Regions from separate parts of the Homo sapiens genome. Here region 1 is linked to region 2. A link is a loop called in an ENCODE intact Hi-C map of the cell type or tissue named here. Cell type or tissue: GM12878. All regions are shown on one strand.

The links. Hi-C counts contacts between places; a loop is a spot of excess contacts. Peaks named below come from ENCODE experiments on the same cell type or tissue, not always from the same donor. Only the 100,000 strongest peaks of a DNase experiment are listed, where the experiment ranks them.
Region 1: a loop joins it to region 2, with 4 times the contacts of the local background. A loop is called at or near these places in 8 of 110 quality-filtered maps.

The regions. Positions count from the first base shown.
Region 1 is chr4:4,686,517-4,694,516 of GRCh38, reverse strand. The region is part of intron 5 of LOC124900165; the gene reads right to left. The region is part of intron 4 of STX18-AS1 (STX18 antisense RNA 1 (head to head)); the gene reads right to left. Among named protein-coding and RNA genes, the nearest start is that of SNORD162, 26 kb to the right of the region's middle. In GM12878, a CTCF peak has its summit at 4,584; DNase peaks (open chromatin) are centred at 1,046 and 4,676; H3K27ac peaks cover 344 bases.
Region 2 is chr4:4,485,312-4,493,311 of GRCh38, reverse strand. The region is part of intron 1 of STX18 (syntaxin 18); the gene reads left to right. Among named protein-coding and RNA genes, the nearest start is that of STX18-IT1, 7.6 kb to the right of the region's middle. RefSeq lists an enhancer at 3,012-3,191 and a silencer at 4,699-4,818. In GM12878, a CTCF peak has its summit at 4,724 (motif pointing left); DNase peaks (open chromatin) are centred at 631 and 4,701; H3K4me3 peaks cover 1,189 bases; H3K27ac peaks cover 3,835 bases.

The DNA.
Region 1 (8,000 bases), 200 kb before region 2:
GCCTGCACAGAATGGACTTTTTACCCTGGAAGGCCCACTTTAAACAGACGCGAAGGAAGGAGAGTTAGAGCTGAGCGGCAGCAGGAGCTGGGAACTGGGGGAAGCCCTCAGGCCAAGGTCAGGGCTGGCAGGGGGAAGCCACTGAGTCAGCAGAATCCTCCAATCCCTGTTGCTATTCATCAACAACCACTAGGGGACAGGGGCTGATGGGGATCCATTGTGATTCTCACAACAGGCCTGCAGAGCAGATGCTGGGCCTAGCCCCACCTCACACAGGAGAAAACCGAGGCTCCAAAAATAAGGAAATTGCAACAGGCTTTCCAGAGGTGATTCCAGAATTTAAATCTAGGTCTGTCAACTCAAAGCTGGTGAGTCTCCTCTCAGCCTGCACTATTCCTGCTCCTGGCCATGGCACGACCCCAGAAGCCATTTAGTGACCCGAGGAGAAGAGGTGTGCCCCCCTCACTTCCCACCATCAAGGTTGAGTAGGTAGGCATTCCCACAGACTGGTTGCACCAAAGGGAAGGCGGCCAGCCTTTAGGAGCAATCAATGCCTGGCCCGCAGCATTCCACGGCCCAGAGCTCACTGCAGATCACTCTCAAACAAGCCATGAGCTCCCCTCTCTCTGGCTGCAGGGGCTTGTTTGGCTTGGCACACAGAGCAAGTCGGAAGTGCCAGGAAGTGAACATCCTAGGAGTGACCCTCAACCAATGAGGGAAAAGAGTTGGGGGATAAACACGCTATGCTCCTCACTCTGCATGGGACAGTTCTGAGCTGCACCTCCACATCCTCCTGCAGAGGCTCCCAGGGGGCTGAGCCCTGGTTGCCCTCAGCGAAGACTGAAGACCTGACCATCTCCCCCCTTGATTGACTTTCCCTCCCTTCTTGCCTCACTTTCCTTTCCTTCCCTGTGCTTTCTGGATCATCACCAAATAAACTGCTTGAACCAATCCTTGTCTCAGGATCTGTTTGGAGGGAATTTAAATTTAGATACCATCCTGTGAGCAACAGGTGCCATGCAAAAGGGGAACCCCCAAAAGAAAGAGGCAGAGGGAGCTCCAGGCCACATGTGCACTCAAAGCCTCACCTCTGACTCATTCTCAACTTCTTCCTGCCACTGGACTGCACTTTTTTTTTTTTTTTTTTGACACAGAGTTTTGCTCTTGTTGCCCAGGTTGGAGTTCAATGGCGCAATCTCAGCTCACTGCGACCTCTGCTTCCCGGATTCAAGCAATTCTCCTGCCTCAGCCTTCCAAGTAGCTGGGATTACAGGCATGTGCCACCATGCGAGGCTAATTTTGTATTTTCAGTAGAGATAGGATTTCCCCTTGTTGGTCAGACTGGTCTTGAACTCCTGACCTCAAGTGGTCCACCTGCCTCGACCTTCCGAAATGCTGGGATTACAGGCATGAGCCACTGCGCCTGGCCTGCACCTCTTTCAATTATCTGGGTACTCACCTGGTGACATGTTTCCACTTTCCTTCCCACTTTGTGTGATGGTTAATTATTATTATTATTTTTTAAGACCAAGTCCACTCTGTCACCCAAGGAGTGCAGTAGTAGAATCTCGGCTCACTGCAACCTCCACCTCCTGGATTCAATTGATTCTCATGCTTCTCAGCCTCTCGAGTAGCTGGGATTGTCCATGTGGGTGACACATGGACAGGCGCGTGTCACCATGCCCGGCTAATTTTTGTATTTTTTGTAGAGACAAGGTTCACTATGTTGGCCAGGCTGGTCTTGAACTCCTGACCTCAAATAATCCACCCGCCTCGGCCTCCCAAAGTGCTAGGATTACAGACATGAGCCACTGCGCCTGGCCGTGATGGTTAATTTTATGTGGCAGCTTAACTAGATCAAGGGGTGTCCAGATATTCTGCTAAACATTGTTTTTTGTGTGCCTGCCAGGGTGTTTCTGGATGAGATGAGCATTTAAATGGGTGAACTGAGAAAGGCAGGCGGGCCTCCTCAGTGCGGGTGGGCCTCGTCCAATCTGTTGCAGGCTCAAATAGAACAAAAGGTGGAAGAAGGGAGAATGTGTCCCTTTTCTTTGCCTGACGGGTTGAGCTGGGACTTGGGCTTTTCCTGCCCTCAGGCTGAGACATGCACCATCAGCCCTCCTGGTTCTTGGGCCTCTGGACTGCCCTGAACTCTACCGCCAGCTTTCTTGGGTCTCCAGTGTGGGGGATTTCGCAGCCTCCATAATCATGTGAGCCAATTCCTCATAATAAATTTTGTGTGTGTGTCTGCGTGTATGTATGTCTGTGTGCGCACATCCTGTGAATTCTGTTTCTCTGGAGAGCCCTGACTAATACACCTTGCCATCGAGATCAGACTTTGGGGCCAGTTCCAAGGTCCCTACATCACATTTACTGCCTGGAGTCACTTAGGTAGGTGCTATCCCTCAGACCCTGAGCCCAGACATGCCTTCCCCTGGGCCAGCCTTCTGGCGACAGGATTACCAAATGTGCCTCATTCTCACTTATTTTCTTCAACACTCAGGGGCATTTTACTCCACAGAGCAGCACATGTCTGCCTTGGGCCACTGGGTGGACAGTGATATCATTTAACAAAGGGAACACCCAGGGTGAAGAGCTGGTTTAGGGAAGGAAAAAGTGTTGAGCGGGAGGTCCTGAGGCACTGCTGGGAGAATGCCTCAGGGTGGCTTGAGCTATAAAGCTCAGGCTTAGCTGACTGAATGGATCTGAGAGGTTTTTGCCCAAGCAGCTGGTGGGCAAAGCCATCAGAGTGGGTGAGGGTCCCCAGAGGCCAAACCTGAGCCAGATTTTGAGGGGCCCAGAGTTTATACAATTTGGGGAATGGGGAAGAGCTTATTAAGAAACAAGACTGGGTGTGGTGGCTCACACCTGTAATCCCAGCACTTTGGGAGGCCAAGGTGGGCAGATCACCTGAGGTCAGGAGTTTTCAAGACCAACCTGGCCAACATGGTAAAACCCTGTCTCTACTAAAAATACAAAAAAATTAGCCAGGCTTGGTGGCAGGTGCCTGTAATCCCAGCTACTCAGGAGGCTGAGGCAGGAGAATCGCTTGAACCCAGGAGGCGGAGGTTGCAGTGAGCCTAGATTGCGTCTCTGTACTTCAGCCTGGGTGACAGATAGAGACTCTCTCAAAAAAAAAAAAAAAAAAAGAAAGAAAGAAAGAAAAGAAAAGAAAAAGAAAGAGAAACAAAACCCAGAAAATTGTGAAAACAAAATCGCAAGGCCTTTCTCAGACCTGGGTAGAGACCCAGGCAAGTGAGGGACACTGAAGCTTAAGCTTCATGCTTCACTGTATACTCACCTCTGAGTGGGGTCTAACAGACAGGTACATTGTAGTGACATTACTTTCTAACTTTCTGTCTCCATCACTAGAGTGTGAGTGTCGTGTTATGGAATTAATTATGTCAGGTTCACCTGTAGCCCCAGGGCTTTGCATAGTGAATGGCTCTATCAGCAGAGTTCAGTCAAGGAACCAGAAATGTGTCTAGGTATTTTTGGCAGCGAGGTATTCAATATGAGGAAATAAATAGGTGCTAGAAAACTGTTGGATGAGCTGGAGGAGTGAAAGTGATAAGGCTGTTACTGGGCTTTAGGCTTCAAGGTCACTCTGCTTGATTCTGAACTCAGGATACTGTAGGCAATTCCAGCTGATGCCCCACCAGTCCCTTACCCATGAACTGATAAATAGAGAGTATGACCACTGCAAAGCTCACTCCTGCCAAAGCCTGCCCACCAGCTGCCACTGCCAGAGCAAATTCTGCTTTCCAAATGTTGCACATGTGCTTCTCATTGGCAGAGCCTAATTTTTTTTTTTTTTTTTGAGACAGAGTCTCACCCTGTCACCCAGGCTGGAGGGTAATGGCTTGATCTCGGCTCACTGCAACCTCCGCCTCCTGGGTTCAAGCAATTCTCCTGCCTCAGCCTCCCGAGTAGCTGGGACTACAGGTGTGCACCACCATGCCCAGCTAATTTTTGCATTTTTAGTAGATACAAGGTTTCACCATGTTGACCAGGATGGTCTCAATCTCCTGACCTCGTGATGTGACCACCTCGGCCTCCCAAAGTGCTGGGATTACAGGTGTGAGCCACTGCGCCTGGCTGGCAGAGCCTAAATTTTATCCAGAACCCTAGCAGCAAAGGAACATAGGAAATACATTTCATCCCCTATGAAATAGCAGGATTGGGAAGTTCATAGGAAGGGGTACAAATAGATGCAAATTGTCCAAAGAAGACATTTAGGACAATGGCACAGAGTGGGAGAGTGGGTGCTGTGTGAGTTATTGATCATGGTGTAGGAGATTACCCCAAAACTTAGTGGCTTGAAACAACAGTTATTATCTCGTGGTTTCTGTGGGTCAGAAGTCCAAGCACAGCTTATCTGGGTGCTCTGCTTCACGGTCTCTGGCTGATGCCATCAAGCTGTGTCAGTCCAGGGGCTGTGATGTCATGGGAAGACTCTAAGGGGGAAGGGTCCACTCACTCAGTGGCTGTTGGCAGCGTTCAGTTTCATGTGGCTGCTGAATGGGGGCTCCGGTTCCTCACTGATTTTTGGCTGAAAGTCACCTTCAGTTTCTTGCCACATGGGCCTCCTGCTGGTTTCATCAAAGGATGCAAGCCAAGAAGTCAATAGAAAGAATCTGCTAGCAAGACAGAAACCATGGCCTTTTTCGAACCTAACCACAGAAGTGACATCCCATCATTTTTGCCATATTCTATGGTTAGAAATGATTCACTAGGTCCAGCCCACAGTCAAGGGCAGGGGCTTACACAACGGTGTGACTACCAGGAGGAGGAAATCATTGAGGTCATCTTCGGAAGCTCTCTGCAATACTTGGTGAACACCTGAGTGAGGAAAGCCCGAGAGCAAGAGGCAATGGAGTCTGGTGCTCCAGGGGGAGGCCTCTGGCTGTCTGCGCACAGCTTCACATGGTCATGGTGTCCCAGTGGCACCACCTGGAAAAGGGTGCCCAGAGGCGGCCAGGCTGGAGAATGGAGGAGGACTGCTTCACTGGGATCAATGCATATGACATGGATAGATAAACTGCATGTCAAATTCTCTTCTGTTTTGTTTGTTTGTTTTGAGACAGGGTCTCACTCTCTTGCCAAGGCTGGAGTGCAGTGGTGTGATCTTGGCTCACTGCAGCCTCAAACTCCAAGGCTCAAGTGATCCTCCCACCTCAGCCTCACAAGTAGTTGAGACTACAGGTGCACACCACCATGCTTGGCTAATTATTTTATTTTTATTTTTTGTAGAGCTGAGGTCTTGCTATGTTGCCCAGACTGGTCTTGAACTCTGGGCTCAATTGATCTGACCTCCTCAGCCTTCCAAAGTGCTGGGACTGCAGGTGTGAGCCACTGCGTCTGGCTCCAAGTACCCTTTTAAAATGAGGACGGTAACTGGCACGGGGGTCCAGAAGGTGGAGTCAGCCCGATGTCTTGTGTATGGATAATTGTCGCAATTTGATTTAATCTTGCCTTCTCCTCTCCTAAAGTTCCTATCTCCCCTCGTCTCTTTTTTCATTTTATGTCACAAAAATCCACATGGTAGATAGCTGTGACTGAGGGGCTTCATTCGGACACACTCGTGTGCTTAGCATCCCCCAGGCACCGTGCTAGGCAACGGGAGTATAGACACGAGCAGGACATTTCTCCTCCTGTTTTCACAGTCTTTGCCGACCCTGGTGGAGATGTGAGCACAGACAGGAGGATTGAGTACGGGCAGAGCCAACCAAGGGAGAGGCCCTGAACTCCAACTCGGAGAGGATAAAAGGCCTCCAGAGGAAGCGACCTGGGAGAGGAGTCTCAGAGGTTAAGAATTTAGTCAGGGAAAAAGGAGAAACGACTCCAGGGAGAGGAGACAGCTGGACGACAGCAGGAGTGGGGATGAGAAATGGGGAGACAGGGAAGCAGACATCGGAGGCAGTGGGAGAGCTCACATTGCAACGAACCAGGGAGCTGCCTCTCTAGAGGTTGTTTGGGCTGCCCTCTTGAAATCGTTAGAAAGAATGCAGTGTTCGGAGGCACTTTATTTTAGGCTTTGTTTAGACTGAAAGGAAAAGCAAAGACGGTGGTGTGATCCTTAATGAAAGCCTAGCAGACGCGGGCATCAGCCAACTGGAAAGCAACAGTCCACTTCTCGGGAAAAGCAAACAGTCACTCTGGGCCTTGGTGTTTCCATCCATAAATGGGGCTGTCTATGTTATACACCTGCTCACTTGATGGAAGCACTAGGGATGAATAAAGACGAGGGTCCCAGGCAAGGTAAGTCTCCGGGGAGCTGTCTCCATCTTTAAAAAGGCCTTTGAGTTCCTCAAGATGAAAGAATCTGTGGACGTGAAATTCTGTGATTCTCCAGGAACAAAGTGCCCAGACCAATTTGTAAGCTATGGAAGAAGTGACTCATCTGCTTGAAGGGAGAGATGTTGAAGGAGCGTGGAGCCAGGGAGGAGGGAACGCAGGAACACGATGGGAACCCACAGGTGGTTTATGAAGGAGCCCTCAGAAACAGAGAGGGGAAAATCAACGATATCACAAACAACAGAATGTGCAGCTGTCATGGAAGTTGGTGTTTACAAAGGTATTTTAATGACATGAGAATGTGTTTGATAAGAAGTGAAGAAAAGGAAAAAGCGGCAAAATTGCGCATGTAGTTATGTGATTATTATCACCAATATATACACTTACATACATGCACTTATGTACACACATACATATATGTATTATATAGATGTAGATATAGCTATATAAACACACATACATACAGGGGAAAATGATTGGATGGAACTTTGTGTAAAGGAAAAACATCCAGGTAGTGGAATCACAGATTTTTATTTTACATGTGATTTTTTTTTTCAAATTTGCCAATTTTTTTAGGAAGGGCATGCTATGCTTTGAAATCAGAAAAATGTTTAGAAATGTAGAAAGAAAAAATGGCGGGGCGGGGGTGCGAGATAAAGGATGAAAGCTGGAAAAGTGAAAGGAAAAAGTATTTTGGAAAATAAGAAATTCAATCCATTTCCCCAAACATTTCACTTGACCACACGCTGTGTGCCCAGTGCGGCACAAGCAGAATAAGATAAAATCATGCCCACCCAGGAGCTTCAGTCTGGGAAAGGCTGAAAAGTAGCAGGCTGTCTAGTACCTGTGGTGTGTGCTAAGGCTAACAGGAGGCTGTGTGAAAACGAAGGTAACCACTCAGTCCAGGAAAACCCAGGAGGCCTTCCTGTAGGAGGCAACACTTGAACTGAGTCTCAAACAAGCAGTGGGAGATGGCCTAATACAGCAAGGATGATGGGGAGGGATGGACAAGGGGTGATAGACATCTCAAGGAGGGTTAACTTGTGAATTCTGTCAGGAGACAATTAAAAAGAGTGTCTTTCCAACTGAGCCAGCCAATATGTGGTCCCCAGCGTCAACCCTCATGTCTTCAAACTCTGGGGGTTATGAGGTTTATTTGTTTAATATCTTCATGTAACAATAGTGTCCTATTGTTTTAAAAGGCCTTTGTATGTTGTCTCATTTTATCCTCTGACAGCTCTCTGATGTAGATATCATCACAATTATCTTTTTATACATGATAAAATTGAAACTTGGGAGCCTGGAAGGAAGCAAATGAAGCCATAAGGGCAAGGCCCTGATGCAATAGAACTGGTGTCCTTGTGAGAATAGGAAGATGCCAGGAGTGTGATGCACAGGAGAAGGACCATGTGAGAATGCAGCAAGAAGGCAGCCATCTGCAAGCCAAGGAAAGAGACCTCAGGAGACACCAACTGTGCTGACACCTTGATCTTGGACTTTCCAGCCTCCAGAACAGTGAGAAAATAAATTTCTGATGTTTAAGCCACCCAGTCTGTGACATTTTGTTATGGCAGCCCAAGTACATTGATACAGGTTCCTATATCAGCTTTATCACTATTAGCTGTGTGACCTTGAACAAGTTGCTTAACCTCTCTGTGCCTCCATTTCCTCAACTGTAAAATGAAGTGGCCGACTTCATACTG
Region 2 (8,000 bases):
AACCATGGGCAGTGGAGGGGGCGGGGGGGTTGGGAATGCCTGTGCCTTTTCCAAAAATTGGGGTTGCTTAGAGAAAATGATAATGTTTAGCATTTTTAGTGGTGCCTAAATGTGTGTAGAGAAACACCTATTTCAGGCCTCTCCAAAGACTTTGATTGTCTGAAAGCAGAAATATTTGCAGTTTGACTTTACTTGGTGTTTACAGTACACTTTCTGAGCACTTTATGGATATTTAATATTGTATGACATGATCAGCAATATCTTTTTTTCCAAATAAGTGGGTTTTTAAAAATATAATGGAATCAGAATGTGAATAACTTTTAAAATTATTTATTATGCAGAGAAAAATCTGAAGCCATGAATTTTAAATCTCATGTAAGTTAAATTTGGAAGTACACAGATTTGCCCAGAATCTGAATTTTATAAGCCTTAAAAACTTTGACATTTTAAAAATATTTGAGGAGTTTGTTATTACCATCTCTTAAATGCACACATTTTTTTCAGACTACTAGGGAAGAGAGTGGCTAAGCAGAGCATTGTTGACTGCCCCAGACATCCTCGACTGGTTTCTAAATCTGAAATAAACTTCTTAGTCATATGGTGATAAGCAGAATTCAGAACATGTCTCTTTTTTAATGCATGTGAAATAGAAAGTGATAGTCATCACAAAATGAAATTTGATTTATGATGTGTTGATGCATCGTCATACTAAGGCACGCTGAAAAATATTTTCAGTTTCCTAATAAAAACAAAGTGACCTCCCCATGAGTGATTCTCCTAATTGTTATTGTCAAATGCTTTTCTTTATGCTTTTTTTCTTGCTCACACTCAGATAATCTACAAACACTGTTTGAATCCTGTGTTTCACTTTCTTTTCTTATGAAAAGTTTTCAGTGAATATAGTCCCTGAGCGAATCCTTTCCAACAAAGTACTTAACTTTCTATGCACACAATTCAAAAGTCAATTAAATGTGCGTGATTCATTTATCACAAAGAGTACCACCTATACTCTGTGGAAAATTCTTTCTGTTCGAAAGAAGGTTCTTATTTCTAAGAATGAGCTCTGATTTTAATTAAATAAAGAGCATTTTATGCAATTTTTTTCTAAAGCTTAAGATTAATTTCTATGGTTACTAGGGATATAAATCTCTAGATTGCTTTAAAACAAAGATTTTTGTCCAGGAGAGAGTTGACAGCTCCCTATAAGAGAAGCTATTACTTAATTTTTCTTTCCTAAGTTTAAACACATAAAAATATTTGTAATGATACCCCAAAGGCATCATAAAAATGTAAAATAATTGTACTCTAAAATATCTAAAATTACAGGAAATAGACCTCATTTTAAAAAATGAACTGAGATTCATGGCTGGGTAACCGGAGTGTGACATACTTCAAAACCAGAATCTCTTGTCAGGATACTTTTAGTTTTTTAATGGCTAAAAAAAGAAGTCTTTTGTCAATCATAAAAACTTTAAAATATGTTCATTCTATTAGGAAATCTTACTTTTTAGTTTCATTACCTTTAACGTATATTACACTGTGGCTGCGCTAGATCCCTTTGAGAGGCACATTTCAGTCTTTAGAATTAGGTGGCATCACTAGGCTTGTGATCAACGATATCACAAGACAACCGTTAGACTGTTTTTAATGATTATTTTTTAAAAGTACATAGCCATTTTCTAAGCAGCTTTGAAAAAAGGCAGCATAAATCGTTTCCAGTGTCTTACTTACCCAAAGTATACTTCCTCTTTCGGTAGATGATGTTAACTGGTAAATTGTTCCCAGGTTAAAGGTTTGTCATATTTTAATAAATGTAGTGTAAAATCTATAGTAGAGACACTTCAAGGAAAAAACCCTCAACGTTTTCAGTAAATGAAATTAATATATATCCTTTTTCCTACGTTAGTATTATGGTATCATTTCTTTTGTTATTTTTATTTACTAAAACTTTAATTGAGCCTTATATAGTAAAATATCCTCATGTTTTTAGGAAAAGTGAAATTAGATTTATAAAATGTCCAGACTGAAGTTTTGAAAGAAATGGCATTTTGTATATAATATGGATGAATGCTGTTGAGGCTAGACGTGCTCGTAGTTTAAAACATGCCTGATCCGGGAATGCTTTGCATTAAATGAGTTTATATTTTGAGAGCAAAACAGGGAAAGAAAACACTTTCCTTCTTTTTTTTTTTTTAAGAGACAAGAAAATTAAGTTGAATGCGTATATTGAAAGTGCTATAAGCCGAATGTTTGAACAACAAAAGTAAACACTGATTATTACAAATGTACATTTGGACCACGTTGCTTTTATCTTTCAAGCAAAACATTTCCCACAGTTTTTGTGGGTTTTTATTTAAGTTGGGAAAACTTCGGAAGTTTGTGTGAAAGTATAAATAAGTTTGGAAATGTCATGATTAGAGTTTGATAATAAACATGCAAAAGCAAATGGGAAACTCTATTAAAGTCAGATGTAACATTAAATAATGTTTTCTCTAAAATGTATTTGCAGAGAGAAGAACAGTGATTTATGTGGATTTGAAACAAAGACTTTGGCTGTAATTTAAAATAAAGGTTAAATGTGAATTCTTCAGCCTGAACATGGATGAAGTTTTTTGTTTTTAAGAGCTTCCTTAGTGATTGTTATAGGAGCCTCTGTGCCCTTTTCCAATTATGGGCACAGAAATTATGCATGTATTTATAGATTCCATGTAAAAAAATTCTTAGTTTCCAATAAATTTTAAGCTGCATTTTACGAAGTAAGCATCTGTAGAGAACCTTTTGGAGAAAAAATAGGAGGGAAAACGTTTCAGTTTATGTAATTATTGAAATATACCACTGTATAGAGAATGAATAGAAATTTAAAACCGTAATCTGAAATTTGTTTTAAATCTCATTGTTATGAGATTGACCTCATAATTGCAAATCGGCATTTTGTGTTCAGTACAACTCCAATTCTTAAGGAAATTTGTCTGTTCTATTAGAGTAATACTGTAAGTTTAGGAAGATGCCCCTTTGGCTATTGTTACATATGGGCCCTTTTGAAAATAGTGGTCATGCTAATATTTGATCAGATAATGCTGACTAATGCTGTAGAGCTTTCGAAAGATTTCTTGAACATTGTCAAGTTTTACTTTCCTTTCTTAGGTACATGACTGTGTATCTCTTAAAAGTGTATATGTATTTGTGGGGGGCAGTTAGTGTTACATTTTTATTGTAAATTTATTACAGTTCGATATGTGATTTTGAGTGAAATTCATTGCAATATGAATGAAAATTTTTTGTATGTATGGTGTTTCAAATGCTTTACCTAATTAATTGTCTGAAAAACTGTTAAAGGGGATTTAAATTGCATATACTAGTTTTACATTTAAAGCTTTCACACTGAGCTGAATTCAGATACAGGACCTTAAATTTTTTGTCCAAAGAAAGTAAGAACTCATGTAGAATGAAAAGATATAATTTGAGTCTCAAAATCAAGATCTTTAATATACTGCTCAGGACCTAACTATTATTTTTCTAGTAGTTTTCACACATTTTTTTCCGGCAAATGTTATGTTACGGAGTGATTATTTTGTGTTACTTTGTACACTTAAGGAGCAATCCATTTTTAGCAGTTGAGCCCTCATTTTGTAAAACTAAGCTGTTGGCAATTTGCTAGTTTCTTTAAATTCTAGAAACCACTAAGTTTTACCTTTTCATTTATTTCCAAACAAAGAAGATGTTAGAAAGTTCTGTAACTTATCTCTTGAAATAATATTTTCTGGCCGGGTGTGGTGGCTCATGCCTATAATCCCAGCACTTTGGGAGGCTGAGGCAGGCAGATTGCTTGAGCCCAGGAGTCTGAGACCAGCCTGGGCAACATGGCAAGACCTCGTCTCTACCAAAAAAAAAAAAAAAAAAAAAAAAAAAAAAAAAAAAAATTATTTTGCATGTGTATTGAAGTGCTTTGAGTTTCTTGCCTTGTTCACTCCAAAGACGATCATAATGACTTTCCTCATTATAGGAAAAAGGAAAAAAGGGATCTGTATATTTTTGAGGACAGGGAATGATGAAGCAAGACCCTGGACTTTGCTTGGAATTTGGACATTTGTATTATTGGTCAAGGCCAGCATACTCTGCATTTTATTCCCATTCACTTAGTTGAAAGATGACTTTGGAGGCAAGGACATATATCTTGTTACCAAACCCTCTTTCTCAGAACTTTGAGATAAAATGAACATTCATTCCTTTGCTTTTGTTTTTGCTAAAAGAGAAAAAAAATCAGTTTGAGTAAAGCAAAAACATTTCTACTTTTGGGGTTTGAATGATAACAAAGCAGTTGAGATTAAATTATTGACATCTGACAAGCAGAATGGATGTTGAATGTATGTTCTTGCTATGGGCCGCTTGAAGTTGCTTTTGCTATTCTCTTTGCTGATGTGAAGCAGAAAATGAACAAGGTAACAGTTTTGATGGTGAGATTAGAGGTAGCCAGGCTGACTGTCTCCTGGCTCTTAGAGACCCTTATAAGCTCAGGGCCACCCCCTCCCCTTGTTTAGATATTACTTGCTCTTTTGAGTTTCAGATTACAGGAGCAATTGGTCTGCATGACCTATCTTAAGAACTTTAACTTTGCAGTAGAAACTTAAACCAAATGTATATCCTCAAGAGACAAATCATCTTAAAACTAGGCTGTTGTCATTTTGATGTACTGTACTGCTCACTGAGGAACAGTGTGGTGGAGAGCACCACCTAGTGGATGGGACCCATACTTGATGGGCTGTGTAGGAGATTTCGTCTACATTGATGTAACTCTTGCCCTTGTCTTGCAAATAAGTGATTTTTAATCGTCCTAGCACATATTTTTAAGTAGCGCTAGGACCCCAGGAGAATGAGATTGGGAGTAGTTGTGAGATATGTCGGTTTTCTTTGTAGTTTTCGCACTTCTATAGGTGTATGTACTGGTGCTTGACATCTCCACATTCTTATAAGCTGATATTATAATTCAAACAAAACTTTTTTTTTTAAATGTCAGTAGGGTAGTATTTAGTCTTTGGGAATTTTGTGTTTTTGAGTGCTTATGTTCAACCTCGGTAGTAAGAGACGGCTTTGGATAGAACCTGTTTGTTGCCACAAACTTTATACTATGCTGCTAATCTGTTCACCTCACGAGAGGAGGAGTTGCTGCTGATTATAAACTGTAGGTCATAAATTGTTACCTGCTTGTCATAGAGACTATATGCCTTTTGAGTGTACTAAAATATTTGCAAAAATTAGATGAAACAATTCCACATTTAAAAAAAAAACAACTTTTAACACATCATGACCACAAATTTTAGGTACAGCCATTCCTTGATATTTATTTTAGAATGTCAAATTCTTGATAAAATGTATCACCTCTTCGTTTGTTGAATGTTCCTAGACATTTGTTGAGCTAGGAACTATGCCAGGCTTTGGGAATCCAAAGTGAAGAAGACATAGTTCTTTTTGGACTTAGAATTTTTTAAAGTTTTAAAATTCTTCAACACAAAAAGAGTGAGCGTATTCCTGGGATGTGGGATGTATTATGTTGGGGTATAAATACATTTTTTTGCTTAATATTTTCTGACATTTAGCAAATGCTTTTGAAGAAACTGCTAAATAAAATTGATGGGTTTGTTTTCATGGGTTTGGCAGGGGGGAGGCGACAGAAGGCTGCAGGTAACACCTCTTTGGTTTCGTTCTTCACTGAGTTTTATCCTCGGAGAGCCCAAGTTTGGAGGCATAGAGTGAAGAATTTAAGAGCACAGGCTTAGAGTCTATTCCAGAGTATGGACCCTGGCTTTTCAACTTGCCAGGTGTGTGCCTTTGGGCAAGTGTACTCATCTGTTTTCTCATTTGTTGTGAGGATTCAATGAGATAGTCTATACAATGGGTTTAACATGGTGTCCGACACATAGGAAACACTAAATGTTCAATATGATTTATTATGATGATGATTTGGAAGTTTATTATGATGATGATTTGGATGATTCAGTGTAGGTGGTTCTCATGGTGCACTCAGTCTCCCCACCACCTGCAGGCCCCAGATCCCTGCTTAGTGTGACCATGCAGACAAACCCCCACTGATGGCCAGCAGATGTCTGCGGGTGCTGAGCTAGAAAGTTCAAAGTTCTTCCTTATGCAGATGATGTTTACAGAAAGAGTGTACCCTCGTGTGTCTCGTGTGTGTGTGTGTGTTGAACAGTGTTTACAATCAGAGGCACTTAACCTGAGCTCCATGAACCAAAAGCCTCTGAAGCTCAAAATGACAGGCAGAAAGTTTTTTGTTTTTGTGTATATGTTTATTTCTTTTATAGAAGAGATCAGATTCATAGCTTTTGTCAGTATCTCAAAGGCATCTGTGCCCCTAAAAAGGTCAAGAACTATACTTTAGATGTTCGTGACTCTGTGTAAGGCCACTGGAGAAATTTAAAATATAGTCCCCTCTTAGAAAGTGAAACTCAAATATGAATTTTGCACTATTTGTTTTTGAAGATATGTAAATAATTTTAAAGATAGAGTTGATATTTTGAGGAACTCAAATATGAGTAAAATGTTTTTTCCTCTCGCCCCTCTTGTCAAGGTTCTGAAGAATTTTAAGAGCAAGGAAAAGTTAAGAATACAGGCTATGGAGTAGACCTAATTTCAAATACAGCTCCGACACTTCCTAATGAGTCCTCAAGCCAGTTAACTTGGCCTCTCTTCTCTGTAAAAGAGGAATCCTAGGGGTACCTGCCTCCTAAGTTTATAATGAGGATTAAATGCAATAATCTGTAAAAAGCCCTTACAATTCTTCTTGGCATATAGTAAGTACTATAATAGTGTTTGCGGTGATCATTTTTGTTGCATATTCACTCAAAAACATTTATAATGTATCCACATTCGTTGTCTGTTATGAATTGTCAAGGTAATTCTTTTCTTGTCTATTTTACCTCCATCTTATTGACATGTGAATGACATTTCTGATTTCTTATGAGCAGACTTTCCAAAGTTCTGCAGCTGAAATGCCCTAAGTCTGATAACCTCAGTAACTAGAATCCCAAATGTACCTGGAGCCTTAGAATGATTTTGGAAGCTTTGGAAAGCATAAAAGTAGAAAGAAACTGACGGGGTTGGTGGTAGGAGCTTTCAAATTGATTGAACACCCAAAAATTATCTTGGAATTTCTGAGCTGGAAAGCATTTGGGGGTTCTTTCCATGCAACCTTCAAAGCACACAAGTGAGGAATTGCACATCACCCGGTGACTCCAAAGTCAGAGAACCAGCTGGGAGTTACCATGTGCCTGGAGGCGCTGTCCCCGCCCTCTGCCTGCGTGCTGACCATCCACCACTCGTACTTCTAAGAGAGCAAAGGATATAGGCTGCTCATGGAATTCTAGTATAAGCAGTGATCCCAGAAAAAGTGTGTGGTGAGTCAAAGACTGTTCCGTGCAGGAAAGTACCAGTAGCATCGAGAAAAAGGAGAGCTTTGGGAGCAGGAGAAAAGATACGGAGGAGAGCGCATAGGGGACAGGGCAGGGACAGGCTGCACGCTGTAGGTGCATCCCACAGAAACCTAATGGTAGGAGGTTATCTATGTGTGCTTGGCAGAAAAGAAATGCCTGTTTCAGCAGTGCCTGCCGTCCACCCAGCGTGTGTGAGCTCTGGGGTGAGGGTGAGATGGGGCTTGCGAATCTGCCGTTCCCATCATTGGTTTTGTTCCCTAGGGCCTCTTCTACTAAGAGTATCTTGCTTACTGCCTGCGAGTCTAGCATTTTCACTGTCATCATGTCTCCTAAACTCAAACCAGCCACTTCCTCTGATTCACAACTGAAGAAATGGCAGTCTTTTCCAACACTGGGCTGGGGGCACTGGCTGGTTTGAACCCATTGCAAGAATGTGTTGAAGTCCAGAGTGGCCTTGTGGCCTTTTAAAATTGTCATTTGAATTGTGTATGCTTTTCACCTTATGCACTAAAGTTCACCTTGCCCTATGGGTGAGACTGAAATAGTGATGAAATG